Regions from separate parts of the Mus musculus genome. Here region 2 is linked to region 1. The links are chromatin loops, found by intact Hi-C in ENCODE. Cell type or tissue: gastrocnemius. All regions are shown on one strand. Links, peaks and the distances in the headings refer to the core of each region. The heading gives the core; the rest is flanking DNA. Region 1 holds the start of Gdnf (glial cell line derived neurotrophic factor). Region 2 overlaps Wdr70 (WD repeat domain 70).

Evidence for each region. Hi-C counts contacts between places; a loop is a spot of excess contacts. Peaks named below come from ENCODE experiments on the same cell type or tissue, not always from the same donor. Only the 100,000 strongest peaks of a DNase experiment are listed, where the experiment ranks them.
Region 2: a loop joins it to region 1, with 2.0 times the contacts of the local background. A loop is called at or near these places in 4 of 42 quality-filtered maps.

The regions. Positions count from the first base shown.
Region 1 is chr15:7,808,892-7,817,219 of GRCm38, reverse strand. It overlaps Gdnf (glial cell line derived neurotrophic factor), which reads right to left and starts at 1,670. Exons shown (of 2, transcript NM_001301357.1): 1 at 1,455-1,670. The coding sequence starts at 1,605. In gastrocnemius, for the core only: CTCF peaks have their summits at 4,270 (motif pointing right) and 7,038; DNase peaks (open chromatin) are centred at 4,239, 6,147, 6,550, 6,868 and 5 more places; H3K4me3 peaks cover 4,574 bases; H3K27ac peaks cover 1,107 bases.
Region 2 is chr15:8,034,226-8,042,553 of GRCm38, reverse strand. It overlaps Wdr70 (WD repeat domain 70), which reads left to right. Exons shown (of 18, transcript NM_001081402.1): 8 at 6,670-6,823. Among named protein-coding and RNA genes, the nearest start is that of Wdr70, 61 kb to the left of the region's middle. In gastrocnemius, for the core only: CTCF peaks have their summits at 2,504 (motif pointing right) and 3,873 (motif pointing right); no DNase peak of the experiment used is centred there; H3K27ac peaks cover 877 bases.

The DNA of each region.
Region 1 (8,328 bases), core at 1-8,000:
ACGTGGGAGAAGAAAGGCATTCCTTCCGTGGAGCTGTAAACTGTTCACACTGAGTTCTAAAGCCATTAACTTGGAAGAATTAGTGGGAAGCAAGCCCCGGTAGACAGGATACTAATATAGCAATTAAACCCCCATGAATTAATCAGAATGCAATCAAACAGTCAGAGTTCTCTCCACTGATACCTGAATTTGAGAACTATTATTATCTGCCACTCTGCCCCTGTCCCTTTGGTTTGCCCTTTTGCAATGGTTAAATGAAGACAACAACAGAGGGCATTTAGAATTTCAATCAGAGAAATATTTGTACGCCCTAAGCTTGGGATTGAAGTGAGGCTCTTTAAAGATGAGTTTAATTGACAGGTCTGGGTCTGAATTTCAAGGGACCAACTACGTTCCTTTTAAACCACAAATCACTCCCAAAATCCTTATAAAATTCTATCCCCCCCGCCCCTTTTTGACCCTTATACAAGAAGCCATTTTTGTTGTTGAAATGAAACACTTGCCACATTCTGCCTGTTTTCTTGTCCAGGGCCAAGGGTTTCTGTACGTCCTGGGCTGACTCAAGCTTTCCCTGGTGGTCATAACCACAGGGCACTTCAAATGCAAACCTTCAAAGCCACTCGTTCTAAGGGGTGAGGTGGGTGGCCGCTGAGTATTTTGAGATTGTATCAACTTTTCTGTTGCCACCTTTTAACCTAGATACTTTCATTTTCTCTGTAACTCCTTTCCTGTCTATCTGACTTTACCCGTATGGACTTCTGAGGACTGGAGGATAGGTTGTAATTGCTCGCTTCTAGAAGGCATTAGCTTTGGAGCAGTAAATCACAGACTTGTTTTAAGAGTACCCTGCGTTTGTTGTGGTTGTTGTTTTTGAGTTAGCACTGTGCATTCTGAACGTTTCTCCCTTTCAGTCCACTTTGCACTAGTCACCCTGGACTCTTCCTATAGCAGAACTCTTCTGAACAGAATTGACACTAGGCAGATGCTAGCTCTGGAAATGGAGGTCCTTCTGTGTTTTCTCTCTGGCTGGCCTTTCTCACAAAACTCCTTGCAAGTGCAGTTCAGGATGAAAATGCAAGAGGGTTTTAGCAAGGCACAGTAAAATAGCCTTAAAAGAAAGATCCTGCTGTGTATTCTTAGAGGGGCAGGGAAGTAAGGGGTTGGGGGCAATGTGTGTGTGCCCTGGTTGTGGTTGTGATGGTGGCGATAGTGGGATATTTGTTGATGAGAATGATAAAGGGACACTATTCCACATCCTCTGTATTTGCAAGGCGCCTGGAAACCCTTGGGCAGCGGCATGCAGCTGAGTACCCTTAAGGGCCTCCCAGCCCTTCCCACTTAGTGGAGAGGCGCACAACCTTCCCGGCTGGCCCGGGTGACTGCGTGCGTGCATGCTGCGGTAGGGTGCCCTGGGGTCCGCCGGATGATGCCCCCGGGGAGGGAACGGTTCTTACAGTCACTGGTCAGCGCGAAGGGCACGCGGCGGTGGCCGAGGGAGTGGTCTTCAGCGGGCGCTTCGAGAAGCCTCTTACCGGCGGGCAGCGGGAAGGCAGACGCGGTGTGGAGCAACACCAGGCAGACAGCCACGACATCCCATAACTTCATCTTAGAGTCCCGTCCGGCGGCGGCACCTGCGCGGGCGGGCAGCGGGGAAGAGAACCGCACCAGGCAAGTTAGGCTCAGACGCCCAGGACCCTGGTGCTGACTGCAGGGCAGCCTCTTCACCACTTCCCTGCCCCCCCCCCCAACCTGCTCCCAACTCACAGCCTCTCCGCCCGCACTGCTTTTGATCGGTGCTTCCCTAAGCACCCCGCCCTTGTTCTGGTTTACTGCCCGCCCATCTTCCTTCATCCCTGGTACACCCCAGGTGCAGCTCGCATTCCCAACGGGTGCACTGCTGACCACTCTTCGGTCCTCCAGCCTCCAACTTCCAGAGGTCAGATTATGGACATAAATTTATACCACAACTCCGGGCCCGTTGCTTCTACTGGCTCGCGCGACATCCCATATTCCCGGGGGGCGGGGGCGCACGGGGTAGCCCCCATCTGGCTACCTTTGCCCGGCCCTCGACAGACAGAGACCACCCTTCCCCTCCCCAGCAACTCCCATATGTGAGCTCTGGAAGCCATCCTTTCGCTGATGCAAACAACAGGCTTTTTACCTCTGGGACTAAAATCAAGCTCACCTATCTGTCCCAGGCTGGACCTTTCTTCTAACTAGGCAGGGTGTAGGCTCAGGCTTGGTGGAAACACTTGCCCTCCCTCTGTCTACCTTTTAAACATCCTGGCTAAGTGAAAGAAAAAAATGTCACCAGAACAAGTTCATGTGACTTTGCAGACTCTGGCCTGCATAAAAGTGCCAAGTTAAGTCACTTAACTTCGGAAGCATCGGTTTGGCTTAAAATACCAGTTCCACTTCTTAGGATCATTAACTCACGAACAAGTCCAGAAAGTGCCCAATAAATGTTTTACCACTGTTAGTAGGCGGCGACTGGATCTATCTTGACATTTAAAGCCCTCCGTGGTATACCCGAACACGCCCTTGATTTTAGTTTTGCAGCTTTGTGAAGTTTTGGTCCTAATTCTGTCCCTCTCAGCAGAGATGCTATCTTTCGGTTCCCCTAGCTACTCCAGGACCCAGGACCGTAGTAAGAGTCCTGAACACCGAGTCCTTTGGACTCTTAAGACCTCACATCTCTAGAAAGGAAGAAGGCCTTGCAGTCTGGGGTGAGCTTGCTAATAAAGAAGGCTATGTTCACTTGGCGAAAAGTCCCATCCAAAGAGACGGGGGAAGAGAGATTGAATCACTTCGGGTATGGTGGTACTCTGTCACTCACAAGTCCCGTTGTTCCAGCATGGGGAATTGGCTGGGGAGCATTCTCAAATCAGGTAAATCATGCATTTTGAGAAAACAGTCTTGACATTTTTAATGGGGGAGGGCAAATCAGTTTTCAGGTACACACACACACACACACACACACACACACACACACACCTCCCTGCACCTTTCCTATTAGTCTCCAGGCTTTTGCTTCTCTCTCCTTTCCGGGGTACATCCCTCCCGCCCCTCACAATCTCCACCCAGAATTCCAGTCTAGGTCCCTAGATAAGGCCACTAGGAAAGCATTTAATTCGGCTGCCACCTCCCACTGCTGCGGAGACGAATTCATTTTCCATCCCTTGGGCGTCTGTTTTCTCCGCAGCTGTTGGGTTCGGAGATTGGGAAGCGACGGAACCACACAGCTCCGGGGTTCCGGCTGCGCGGGCTGGCTCGAACACCCCAGAGGAGGGGGAAAAAAAAAGACTCCCCTGGCTCCCGCCCCTCACGCAGCAGTGCAGAGAGGCGCTTCGCGAGCGGGGAGCGGGGGGGGGGGGGGAAGGCAAGGCCTCCGGGGTGCTAGCTTTGCCAGCTCTCGGGTGCGTGCGAAATGGCTGGCAGTCCCGAGCGGCAGGGAGGCGCGGGGTTAAGGCGCGGTCCTGGATCGCCGTGCCGGTCGGCAGGAAGCGGCGGAGGCACCAGATTTCCCTTCCGCATTAAGAGGGTTTTCCTATTTATTTATTTATTTATTTATTTATCTATCTCAGTTTGGCTCACGGAAAGCTTTTAAAATTGGACATGGCGAGCCTCGATCAGAAGCGAGGCGACGCTGGCAAAGGAGGAAAACACTTGAAACATTCACTCTCTGCCTCGCCAAAGGAGACTCTCCATCTTATTGTAAGCGGGCAGCATCGGGCTTCCCGAAAGCACCCCGCCCCCAATCCCGAGGAGGTGCAGGAACACTCTTCTCTGAGAGACGCGGGACCCGCTCTTCGCTCCTCTCTGAGCCGCTCTTTAATTGGTGGCACTTGCTCCCCCCCAACACCCGGGTGGGGATGGGGTGTGCATCTCCCTGGATGCTCTTCCAAGGAGTCCATCTGGGCCCCGCCCCGCATCCCTACTTTTCTTTTTACCGATTTCTACCCTGAAGCGTTGGCCAGACCAGTTCCCGCCGCGCGTGGCCTTTGCTGCGCGTGCTTAAGGCACCGGCCCGCGCGGGGTACCAAGCTTTTACTCCGAGGTTGACTCTGCTAAGTGAACCCCATTCTCTCTCGGACTTGGAAAGCCGGTTCTACTCTGCATCTGGGATCAACTCATCCCAGCGGGGCAGAGGGATCGCTCTGTGCATTTGGGCACCAGGTGGGACCTAGGACGGGGGCTGAAGGATGCTCAGAAAAGCCGCGGTAGGGACTGCCAAATCGCCGCTCACCAATTCTGAGTTCCCGGCACCAGGGGGCACTAGAAACCGCTCGGGCCTTGTCTTCCCGCGGCGGGTAGGCTGGATTGTCATTTAAAAATATAAAACAGTAGAAGAACCAATGTTTCTACCACATATCCCCATACTAGTGCAGGGACCTATAGACGTCCTTATGTGAATCCTCACTTTTCGGGTTTCTATTCTTTGATTCTCTTTCCCCATATCCTGTCTCCTCATTTCACCTGAGGTGGTTGGCAACCTACTTTTAGACCCCCTAATCCTCTATCACCTAGAAAACTCTGCAGTGGGTGGCCGCTCCCTGCCACCAGTGCCCCCCCCCCCCCCGCACATTTTGGGGCTAGCAGGCTGGAAAGTTTGTCTGGGATTTGCTTTCAAGACCTGGTGGCCTGGGAGGAGAGTTTACTATAAATTCGGGTGTTTCCTGTAGGGTCTGGGCAGAAATTACTAAAAGATCTGTTGCTTGTATTCACTGTGCTCAGTGTCCTTGACTGAGGACGCATTCTCTTACCACTGCCCTATAAGTGGCCAGCCCAAGATGGAGAAAGGGAGAAAATATGGGATGCTTCCCGGGGAAAAAAGCCAGGGGTGGTTCTGTTTATTAGAGGAGCCAAGGTAGAGTTCTAGGCCCCAGAGCACAAGAATCTCGTGCAGATGCGGGCTAGAAACGCCGCGGGCTAACCGGACACTACACACTTGTCACTTGTTTAAAAGACACCTCCCCCACCAAAGCTCAGAGAGAGGGAGGGCATGGTCAGGGCAAGAAAGAAACTGCGAATCCGTCTTTGGAGGTTTGGAGAGAGGAGGAGCATAATTACTGGGCTAGTTGCATCTTAAACACGTATTCAAAACACCGAGGAAGCGTGAGTCGAGCGCTCTCTAACATATTCCCTAAAGGAACTGGCAGAGTTGCCTTTATCCCGGTCAAAGAGCACAAACTTGGCGAACTCAGGGCTAAGTTAGACAAGCTTCCCGTGGTGTACCCATCCGCCCTGCAGGCAGATTCTGCTACAGGCAAGATTGCAAGCAGGGAGGAACCTGTTAAAGTGCCTTCCTACTCCCGATTCATGGGTTCCTTTTCCCTGCGTGGGGCTGGAAACCATCCCCATTCAAAATCTGCCTTGAAGTGGTACAAAGTAGTGTGTGGGTGGGGGTGAGGGGGTGTTGGGGGAAGAGACACAGAGTGCCAAAGAGAAGAGGAAGAGGTAATTAAAACAATCACCCCAAGGCCTGGCGGGGACCTGGAGGGTTCCTAAGAGTCTTTCCAGACAGAATCCTAAGGCCGAGGCGCTCGCTGTAAGGAGCTACTTCCCTAATCTCGACCCCGCATAAGGGCATTTACAAAGTTGAAGCAAAAGGCCAGAGGAGGGGAGGAATTCCGCTTTGCAAAATCTCTCTAGAGGAGGCGAGCCCTCTATTTTTAGGTTCACAGCACCTTTGCAGCCCTCCTTCCCAGGGCTTAGCTTTCTCCCAGAACAGACCCAAACAAGCTCAACAGTAAGTAACATTCCGAGCTATGATAACGCTGCAGTTGCACTCTGGAAAAGACGCTGGCTGCGGTGGGTTAGTAGCTAGCCAAGTCTCGCACGCTGGGTTCCAGGACTGTACAGAGCGAGGTAGGGGAATTACCCTTCTCTGGCTTTTCAGGGTTCCAGGACACCAGGGTCTCTGTCTGTACTTTTTTTGTTCAAGCGGAAAAGACAACCTATCCTCCGCAAGTCTAGCCTCCCTCCGGTTCCTAGCCTTCCTACTTTACACTCGGTCGCCCGCTTGGGGTCCAGCCGCGCCCTTCTGCCTTCAGACGACGCAACCGCCGCCCGCCCTGTCCCCTCCAGCACGTTTCCCTCTCTTACCTCGGATCCGGTCTCCGTAGACCCCCAGTTGGACATTAACTCCAAGTGGCCCGAATCCCATCCAGGAGACCCATCCGGACCTCGGGCAGGAGCGCGGGGCCCCGCCCAGAAGGTCGGGAGCAAGAGCACGCAATCCAGGGGTCGCGCCGGGCAGCGAGGACACGCAGGAGGCGGCGGCCACCGTGCCAGCCGCCGCCGCCGCCGCCGCGAGGAGGGCGAAGGCTGCCGACACCTCGCACACCGGCCTCCTGGACCCCAAGAAGACTAAGTCTGAGCAGCCGCCCCTGCCTTGGCTGAGGAGTGGCACGGCTGCGCGCGCGGCGCTCGCTCTGGGCTGGAGCAGCACGGGGCCCCGGGCGCTGCGGGTGGCTCCGAGGCGGTCGCCTCACTCTGCACCTCCTCGGGGCGCGGTGGCTGCGAGTGCGAGGCGGGCCTGTCTGATGCTGCCGAGGTCTTGCCTGGAGATCCGAACGAGACACCACGTCAAACCGCGCTGGCAGTCCCTTGAAGACATGAGGGCGCCAGGAGCGCAGGCTGGCCGTGGAGAGCCCGGGCCAGAGGGCCGGGATTGGGGAGTAGGGGGGCGCCGAACCGGGAGGGGGGAGGGGAGGGGGTCCGGCGGCAACGGCGGCCTGAGTGTGGGGGAGGGACGGAGATCCGGGCAAAAGGCACCGGAGCTGCGGGAGCCCGGTGCGGGGTGCGAGTGGGTGACTCCGAGAGCCTCTTCACGGGGCTTGCAGGAACCGCGGCGGGGCTCGCGTTTTCTAGCAGGGTAGATCCACAGGAACGTGCGCTGAGCTCGGCTCACAGCAGCCCCAGGGGGCAATCGCAACTTGGTAAAAGCGTCTGGCGCTCCGAGGGAGGGCGCTCTGCCTGCTGGAGGCTACCTCGGCGCTTTCCTCGTCCCCTTCGAAGGCTGTCCTTCCTCCTCCGAGTGTCCTGCCCTCCCGGTTTTCTGCAGGACAGAAGGCAGGGGCGAGAAGACAAGCAGCCTGCACCGAGAAGTTTTCCCAGCACCGAGAAGAAGAAGCGCGGAACAGCCGAGAGAGGAGAACAGAGTGTTTGCCAGGGCACGCTGCAAGTGGGGATGCATTTATAGAGCTCTCACTGCGTGACGTGCCCTCCAGTGGCTTTTCTGATTCGCTTTCTGACCTAAACACACATTAGTTTAGTCCCCAGGCTAGGGCCAACACGGTCTCCAAATATCTGCTGGCTGAAGTCAGAGGCTTTGCATATCATGTATTACATGGCCGGCAATGAAGAAGGCTTCTGAGGTTGGCCGGCTTCTCAGACCTAGGCTTCATTTCCATGCTGTTGTAATACAATACCAGACGTGGGGTAGGCACATACATTCAAAATCACAATTCCAGAGGCGTAAGATCACTTGATCAGGGAGAGGTCAGGGAAGGTAGGGCATAAACCTGCCTTTGTTCAAGAGTTTTGAAAAAGTTATTTGGCGAACCTAAGCAAGGACTGGGTGCAGTTTCCAGCGAGAGGGACTCAGCCTTCCTTCTAGCGCTCTGAAAAAAGGGGGAGAGGACAGACCTTTTTCTGCATTTTCTCCTGTTGGTTAGCTGAACACCAGAAGCCAGGAGCCTTCTTTGTAGAGGACAAGAGGAGGACAGGCTCTTGCACCCTTTGCATATGGCTGAACTGTAAATACGTCCCATCCACATAGGTATGGAATCCGGTCTGTCTTTGATATGTGCTAAATAAGGTAGGTCTCTGCTAGGGAAACCTGTTTACCGGCAGCCACCGACCGGGCTTGAATGTAGTAGGACCTCCTTAATTTTATTAGTCGGAGAAGGTGAAAGCATAAACAGGCTCAATTGACATCTACACCCCTCTCCTCTTATGACTCATCCAGTTGTTGGGGAGTATGTGTTCTGGAAGAAGCTGAGACAATAGATAGGGGTAATGTGTGTGGCAATGTGGGGGGGAAGATGACATATTATTACAAGTACCCAGAGTCAAAGATCAGCCACTTTAGAGGCTTATCAGTGAAGTTATTGTGGGCAGGGAAATTGTTCTTTCTAACTTACTGTGATTGAGAGATTAAACCTAGTGCAAACCAGCTCTTTCAACAACACCTTGCAGGGAAGCAAGGATGCTCTCTGTTGTCTACAGAGTGTGATGGGTGCTTCCTTCTTTGATAGATGCATAGTAGCAGTGTACATGGGCTTAGAAATGGGCTGAGGGAAAATGTATCCATGTTCAGTCCAG
Region 2 (8,328 bases), core at 189-8,188, 230 kb before region 1:
CTTCATTGACACGTATGTCACATACATATGTGACACACATATAAAACACATCTTTTATGCATTATACAAACTATATATACATCTATTATTTCCATGTATATGTTCATGTGTTATGTGTGTAGGTGCATGTGCCAGTGTACACGTGAAGAATGAGGGCAGCTTGCAGGAGCTGTTTCTCTCCTTTTGTCACAGGGGCCCTGGGGATCTAGCACAGAGCTTCAGGTTTGGCCATAGGCCGCTTTCCCCACTGAGCCCTCTCCTGGCCCTTGACCTTTGTTTTCAAGGCATTTTCTACCAGTTGTTTGGTTTTTAAAAATACATCTATTTAGAACTCAGTCCTTCCTTGCTTTACTTTAAAATATTCCAGCAAATAAGGCTTGGTAATGTGGTGTTTTTGTTGTTTTTTTGAGACACGGTCTTTCCATGTAGTCCTGGCTGTCTTTGGAACTCACAGTGTAGATCAGATTGGTCTTAAACTCATAGAATTGCCCCTGCCTTTGCTTCCTGAATGCTGAGATTGAAGACACATGCCACCACAATTGGCTTATAATGTGTTTTTGTTTATGGTACACACTCAGTCCTTATCCAAGCAGTGGTCCATGTCACTTTCCTGTATGGTCAGTTAGCGTTGCACTAAAAAGGCTTGACAAGGTGCGTCCGATAGCAGCCTTTTCTGTTTCTGCCCATATATGGGCGTCGCACATGCTGCTCCTTGTGGTATCCTTTTACTCCTTTGTCTCCTCCCCAGTACAGTCAGAGAAGAGTAAAGACTTGATTAGGCTTTATACTGTACTGATAGGTTCCTACATTAAGCGAATATTGCTGATACTAATGAAGGAATCACTTCACTGTGAAGTGAATTTATATATATATATATATATATATATGTGTGTGTATGTATGTATGTATATGTGTATGTATGTATGTATGTATATGTGTATGTATGTATGTATATACATACTTAACAGGACCTTTGTGGAGAAATAACTTGGTAATATGTAATACATAATAGTGATGAACTTGCTGGGTATGGTGGCGCATGCCTTTAATCCCAGCACTTGGGAGGCAGAGGCATGTGGATCTCTGAGTTCAAGGCCAGCCTGGTCTACAGAGTGAGTTCCAGGACAGCCAGGGCTATACAGAGAAACCCTGTCTCGAAAAACCAAAAAAAAAAAAAAGTGATGAACTTATTACCTATTCATGTTTGCTACATAGATTATTGATCTCATTGAGGCTTATATATTGGTGGTTGTTGGTATACATTTAGGCTACTTTATTGGTTCTTATATCTACCATCCTTTCCCCCGACTCTACCCCCCCATCCCTTCCAACCCCCAACTCCAGGTGGGAGAGAAAGGTTAGAGGGAAAGCAGGGCATAGATCTCGTTAGACTACTTGCTGACTAAGGGCATCAAGTTCCTGGGGCAAGTCCAGTCTTCATTGTCAAGATATCCCATTTCTTCTTCCCTGTTTGCGCATGACCACTTGACAAACAGTAGCAACGGGGGAGCAGCCGCTGCCTGTGGCTTTGGCATTTTTATATCCTCTCAAGGGTCCCCAGAGTTGCAAACAAAAATAAACTCTCTTCACCTGGCAGAATCACACCCCTGCCAAAGCACGAGACAAATCATACAGAGCTCTTGTGGAGAATCTAAAGCAGCTGATATGCCACCCCTGGGATCAAAACAGAAACATGTCCACATAAGATTTCTGCGTTTGTAAAGAGCCAGCGCTCTTACTGACATCGTGGACTCTGACCCACCAGGACAGTTAAGCAGGTTTTTTTTTTTTTTAAATAAGTTGCCTTGATCACGGTGTTTTGTCACAGCATAGAAAATTAACTACAGTATAGGCACCTCTGGTTTTCTTTTTCTTTGACTTCTGTACTTTCAGTTATTTGTTGTTAGTTGCAGCCATTCTTTTTGTTCTGTAAATTGTCCAGATTTGTCCACTAGAAACCTTTAATACTATTTTGACATGACTTTATATGTATTTAAAAGCTTATTGTCTGTTCTGTCTGTCTGTGTTTAAATGACAAAGTCTTATTGATTCTTAAACGTTTTTAATAAACCTAATTTTAGAAATTTTATTTATGGAAAAGTGACATTAAAATTTCAGAAATGAAGTTTATTAACTGAGGATAATACCAAGATACAGATTCTCAATATGTTTGTTGTCCTGGAATATCAGTAGCTTTAGGCAGATTATTGATGGTAACTTATATGAGTCACACAGTGCTTCTCATTCTAGCCCAGTGTCGCTGGGTTTTTCATTCTGTCTTTAATTCTGTTTTGCATCTCCTCTTCTGAGCACACGTACAGTGTGAGTGATCTAGTGATCTGTTCTTGGTATTTAGACAACAGAGAAGTAGAACCTCTTGTGCTATGGAAAGTATTCTTTATGTTCCCTACCCTCTGTGACAGTCACTGCAGATAACTAGTGAATATTGGAAATACAGTTACCAGGTTGTACTGGTGTGAGTGTAGGAGCCCACGGAGGCCAGAAGAGGGTGTCAGACATCGTGGAGCCGAGCTGCAGGCAGTTGTGAACTGCTTCACATGGCTGTGGGGAGGAACATGCATTCTTAACTGCAGAACCATCTCTCAGCCTCTCGTGCATTCTTCAAAAGTGAAATATGGGGGGGGGTGTATGTTTCATTTAGTTTCACTGTCTTAACTGAATTGAGTCATTATTCCAGCCCCTGATTCTAGCACTCAGTACATAATGACCAGTCCTTCTTTTTTGCCAGTTAGAAGTTGAATGAAGATGCAGTAAGATCTCTTTTAGCTAACAACAGTTGAATATGGCAGTTGGACTTTGGCCTGCAATTAGAACCCTTTCTTTTTGTGCTGTGAATCTGTTCTTTAGAGTTCCTTGAAGCAGCTGAAGGTAATCTAGCTTGGAGTAACTGGTGTTTTCTGACACCATCCTATAGAAATAGGTCCTATAGAAATAGTGGGTCGCACCACACCCCACTCACTTCCTTGGCCTGTTCCCGGCACTGCATTATACATGTTGGGTCCATAGCCCTCTGCCTACAGGTTCCATATCCACAGAGTTAGTCAACTGCAGATTAAGACAAAGTATTGGACAAGCTTGCCTGAGAGACCTGAGCACCTGTAGATTTTGCTAACTGCAGTGTCCCTTGAGTTAGTTCTTCCTGGGAATCGAGGGATGATCAAATGATAACTATAAATATAAGTATGATCTTATTCTTTGGAAATTAAGAAGTAATACTAGTAACTACTTGTTTCAAGGTCTCTAGTGGGTATCTTTATGCATATTATTATTATTATTTAATTTTGAATAAATGTTACGTTAGTATATAGGTGTTTGCTTGCATGTGTGTATATGAATCAAGTGTGTTTTTGAGGCCAATGAGAGTGTCAAATCCCCTGGAACTGCACTTATGGATGTAGTTGCTGGGAACCATGTCTTATTCAAGAGTAAACAAGTGCTCTTAACCTTTGGCCATTTCTCCAGTTCTGATGTATAATATTATTTCAATCTATAAGTTAAGTTTTATTCTCAACATTTATTTATTTATTTATTTATTATTTTATTTATTTACATTCCAAATGTTGCTGCCCCAGTCCCCCCTTCCAGAGTTATTCACGCCCCTCCTTCTCCTCTGAGAGGGTGCTTCCCTGGGGCATCAAGTCTCTAGAGGATTAGGTGCATCCTTCTCCCACGAGGCCAGATAAGACATTCATCTGCTACAAATGTGCCGGGGGCTTCAGAGCAGCCCACGTCTGCTCTTTGGTTGGTGGCTTAGTCTCTGGGAGCTCCCAGGCGTCTGGGTTAGTTGACACTGTTGGTTTGATTTCTTATAGTTGGGTGTTTTATCTGCATGTGCCCCACATGCACGCAATGCTTGCAGAGGCCAGATGAGGGCATTGTGTCCCCTAGAATTGGCATCACAGATGGTTGTAAGAAGCCATGCAGATGCTGAGAAGTGAACCCAGGTCTTCTGGAAGATCAGAGAGTGCCTTTAAGCACTGAGGCAGCTCTCCAGCCCCACTGTGTAATACTGTTTTTACAACTTATCCCAATCCTGTGAGTTAAGTATTATTCTCCTTATTCAATGGAGGAAGCCGGGACTCAGCAGAATGACCCAGGTAGCATGAGCATGCTGTGGCCCAGGAACATCTCTGTCTAGTCTTGCTACTGTTCCTGTGTGCGGGTTTTCTGTAATATAAGACAGCGGGGAGCAGAAGGGCTTGCTCATCCTCATACAGCCAGTTAGCAGAGCGAGGGTTTGGATCTCTAGATTTCTGACTCACATTCCGGTGCACTTTTCACTACAGCCGGACACCTTGGCTCATGAGCCCCAAGTGACGGCCCTGGACAGCTGTGTTTATCTGTCTTGCATGTCCCAGCTTGTTTTGCTAGCTAAGCAAAAGGTACTTACAGGATCCTCAGTCTTCACCTCCCCACTCCCCTCACTCTCGTAGTCTCCCCCTTTGCCCTGTGAATAACTTCACAGAAGGAGTTGTGCAATGCTACTAAGCCATCATCTGGTGTCAGAGTGCCTCCCTGAGAACACTCACTTCCTCATGACTCCACTTTACTGTCAGATTGGCTTTCTCTGTTCCCTCTTTGATCAGAATCTTAGTAGTATAGGCAGGAATTTGAAGAGCAGATGTACTACCCCTTGGACAAGCCCTTTCATTCTCCTCAGTACTGTGTCTAATGACTCCTAATCCCGTCCTTTTAACTCTGTGGCCAGCAGAATTAAGAGCAAAGTGGGACAGGAATGATGAGGTTGGAACTGAACATTCTCATTTGAGCACTGGCAAAGTGGACTACAGAGAGCACACGAAAATGCTAACGTTTTTCTTCCTAGCCGAAAAGCAAAGCAGTACCCATGTGGGTTGCTGAAGATGTAGGTCTCCCTCTGAATATAAACAGTGTTGGTAGAGTGGTTCCAGAGAGATGGGACCCCTGCCTGCTTCTACTCCCTCTCCTTAAAGTTTGCTATTTTTAAGATTTTTAACTTCCCTTTGAAAACAAAAATCAATCACCAGAAAACAGTGATAATGCATAGGACCAGATCTCTTAGGCTTGATTGAAGAAAATTAACACTTCCCAATGGGAGTGCTAGTAACAGAGGTCTGTCTTACACGCTAGCAAGTTCTCACAGTCTTACTAAAAGACCTTTGTTGAGCAGTCTCAACTGTTTAATTATCAAAGATTTGATGTGTTTTATGTATAAAACCACAATTGGTCTAAATAGACTCTAATTTTCTCAGTTCCTGATTGATTGCCTAAAATTTGATCTGTCAGAGTCTTACTAGAGTGTAGAAATGTGATGTAATTTGATCAGAAACACTTTAATAAGATTGCTGACTCTACTAGAAGCTATGTAAAGACTATGCAAGCACACAAGCAGCATCCTCTGTCTCTGGGGCTGACGGACAACATTCGAGGAGGAGCCCTGGGTTGAGATCCAGGCCTTCTCTGAAAGGGCATGGCTGTGCCTCTCACTGGATCGAGAGAGGTGGCTCTGGTTCTGATAGCAATTTCCCCATTAGTGGTAGGCCTTCAGTGGGCAGGGGGAAGAAAGAAAGAGACAAAGGAAAAGGAAAGAACAGAAAGAAACTGAGGGAAAGAAAAAAAAATTTCTCACGCCTTTAATCCCAGTATTTGGGAGGCAGAGGCAGGTGGATCTCTAAGAGCTTGAAGCCAGCCTGGTCTGTAAAGCGAGTTCCAGGCCAGCCAGGGCTGCATCGAGAAACAGTGAATGAACAAAAGGGAAAAACCAAATAAAGGCATCTAGGTTTAAAAGTATAATAAGGGCCAATAGCAATGCTCCATGGTAAATGCTCAACCACCCTGACAACCTGGCTGCGAATCCTAGAACCTGTCTTCAAAGGATAGAGCTGGCTTCTGAAAGTTGTTTCCCACCTCCATATGGTCCTCTTCTGCACACGTGCACAGAGTTTAAATAACTAGATACAAAATGCAAAAGCTACAAAAAGTAAAACCACTGCTAACACCCAGTACAGTGATTTCTAAACCAGGAATCACAGCAGTAAGCAAAAGTGAGGTGACGGAGTTGCTTGTTCTCAGTAGTGGGCAGGGTCAGTTGACCTTGGGGACTCTTGTTTGTGTCATTTGTCAGTGTCTAGACTTCCTGTGGTTGTCACCTCTTCTCAGGACATCAAGGTTGCTCTTTTTAAATTTTTTTTATTACATTTACTTTGTGTGTGTGTGTGTGTGTGTGTGTGTGTGTGCATGCATGCCCACACATTCCATGACATGCACAGAGGTCAGAGGACAAATTGCTACTAGTTGGTTCTGTCTTTTATCAACTTGGGTCCTAGGATGAACTCAGGTCCTCAGGCTTGGCAGCCAGCAAGGTACCCTCATTTCTTTTTTCTTTTTCTTTTTTAAAATGTTGTAGTTAACAAATAAGATACAGCTTTAAAAATTATGCAGATAAGTTTATTGGAAAAGAGCCAGGATATTCATGAGTTGGTTGGATTGAAAGTGTAAGTTTTAGGAGGTTTTGGTAAATTACTGTGGGACATGGGGGGATGATTTTGTGCTTTTTGGAATTATTAATTTTACACTTGTATAACATTTTTTACTGACTATGCTAAATGTAGCAAAAGTATTAAAAAACCCCTCTGTTTCATTAGACTGTTTTGTTTTTCTTTCTTATAGCCATCAGATCAAGTCGTTACAGTACAGTAACACAGGAGACATGATTCTTGTTGTTTCTGGAAGCTCACAGGCCAAGGTTATTGACAGAGATGGTTTTGAAGTCATGGAGTGTATAAAGGGAGACCAGTATATCGTAGACATGGCCAACACCAAGGTAAGTATGGACGGTGTTTAATGGATTTGAGTTCAGGGCTCCTTTTCTCTCCCTCTGCCGTCCCTCCTCATTCCATTCTCTCACTTTCTCCCTCTCCTTCTTCCTCTGCTCCACCCCTCATGCACTCCCTCCCTCTCTCCCCTCTCCCTCCCTCCCCTTCTACACTCCTTTCTCTCTCCTCTTGCTTCACTGACCATCCCGTCTTCCTTCCCTCTTTTTCCTTCTCCTCCTCTTCTTCCTCCTCTTCCACTTCTTTCTCCTATTCCTTCTCCTCCATTCTGGGCCTGCCTCAGTTTTCTGAGTGTGGGGTTACAGCACCCTATCCTATCTGGTCAGCACATTTACTAACAAGTAGTTTCAGTTGTCATGTAGTAATTTCTCCTGAAAGTTAGTATGTTAAGTGAGTGCTACTTTGCTGCTTCTCACAGTTGTGTGGATTGTTTGGGAGGTTTTAGGTAGGATAGTGTCACCAGGCCTCCCTCAGATGGTCACAGTTGCTGTACAAGCCCGTGGCCTCTTTGTCTCCTTTCTCCCTCAGGCCCTGCCCCTCATGTGCCTGCTCTCACTCTGAGTCACCTTCCCTCTGTCATCTGCTTGTAGATTGAGCCTTCTTCCAACATGCTGGAAATTGTTTAGTATAATATACTTCATAGTGTAATTTTGAGTTCTGTATTTGTGAACTCACCTATATACTTAAACTTTTTATAACCCCAGATTCATACACATTGCACCTTCCTGGCTATATGTGAATGTGTGTTTACAAAGAGCAGCGAAAATGTGACTCTGAACAAGATAGCACTATCTTTTATTTCCTGTCTCAGAACTTGGATTTTAGTCAGGGTTCTTAAATGTCTTTTGTTGATGACTTTGGTATTTTAAATGACTCCCTGACATGACGTTGAAAGGGCTACGGTGCTGTCTGGTGTTCTCCAGCACAAGTCTGTGGTATGTATTATAAAGACAATGCTTGTGTCAGTCAAGCTATATTGAGGTACAAGCTAAATTGCCATTGACTATGAACCCAATGTTAATGAATCAGCAATATAAATTAAACAAGGTGTCCTTAAACACAGACACATATCAAATAAATTATGTATTGATCGGTTGAAAGTATGACCAGAGACTTTTCGGAGCCCATTTAAATGCTTATTCAGCATACCAAGATGATAACACACGAATGAGGAAAATTGGCTATAATCTATTTTAATTGCTGTGGGTGAATTATTAGATTCAGCCGACATAATGTGTTTTCAGATTGTCCCATGTTGAACCTGTAGAGATGCCTGTCTACAGGGTAGGATCACAATCTTTTGTTTATTGGTAGATTATTAATGGACCCTGAACATTTGGTAATTTTCCAAACATTTGAATACAATTTAAATATTAATTTTATACTAAAACTGCAGTGGTGACTTGACTTTTTTTTTAATATTTTTATTATGTATTTTCCTCAATTACATTTCCAATGCTATCCCAAAAGACCCCCATACCCTCTCCCCAACCCC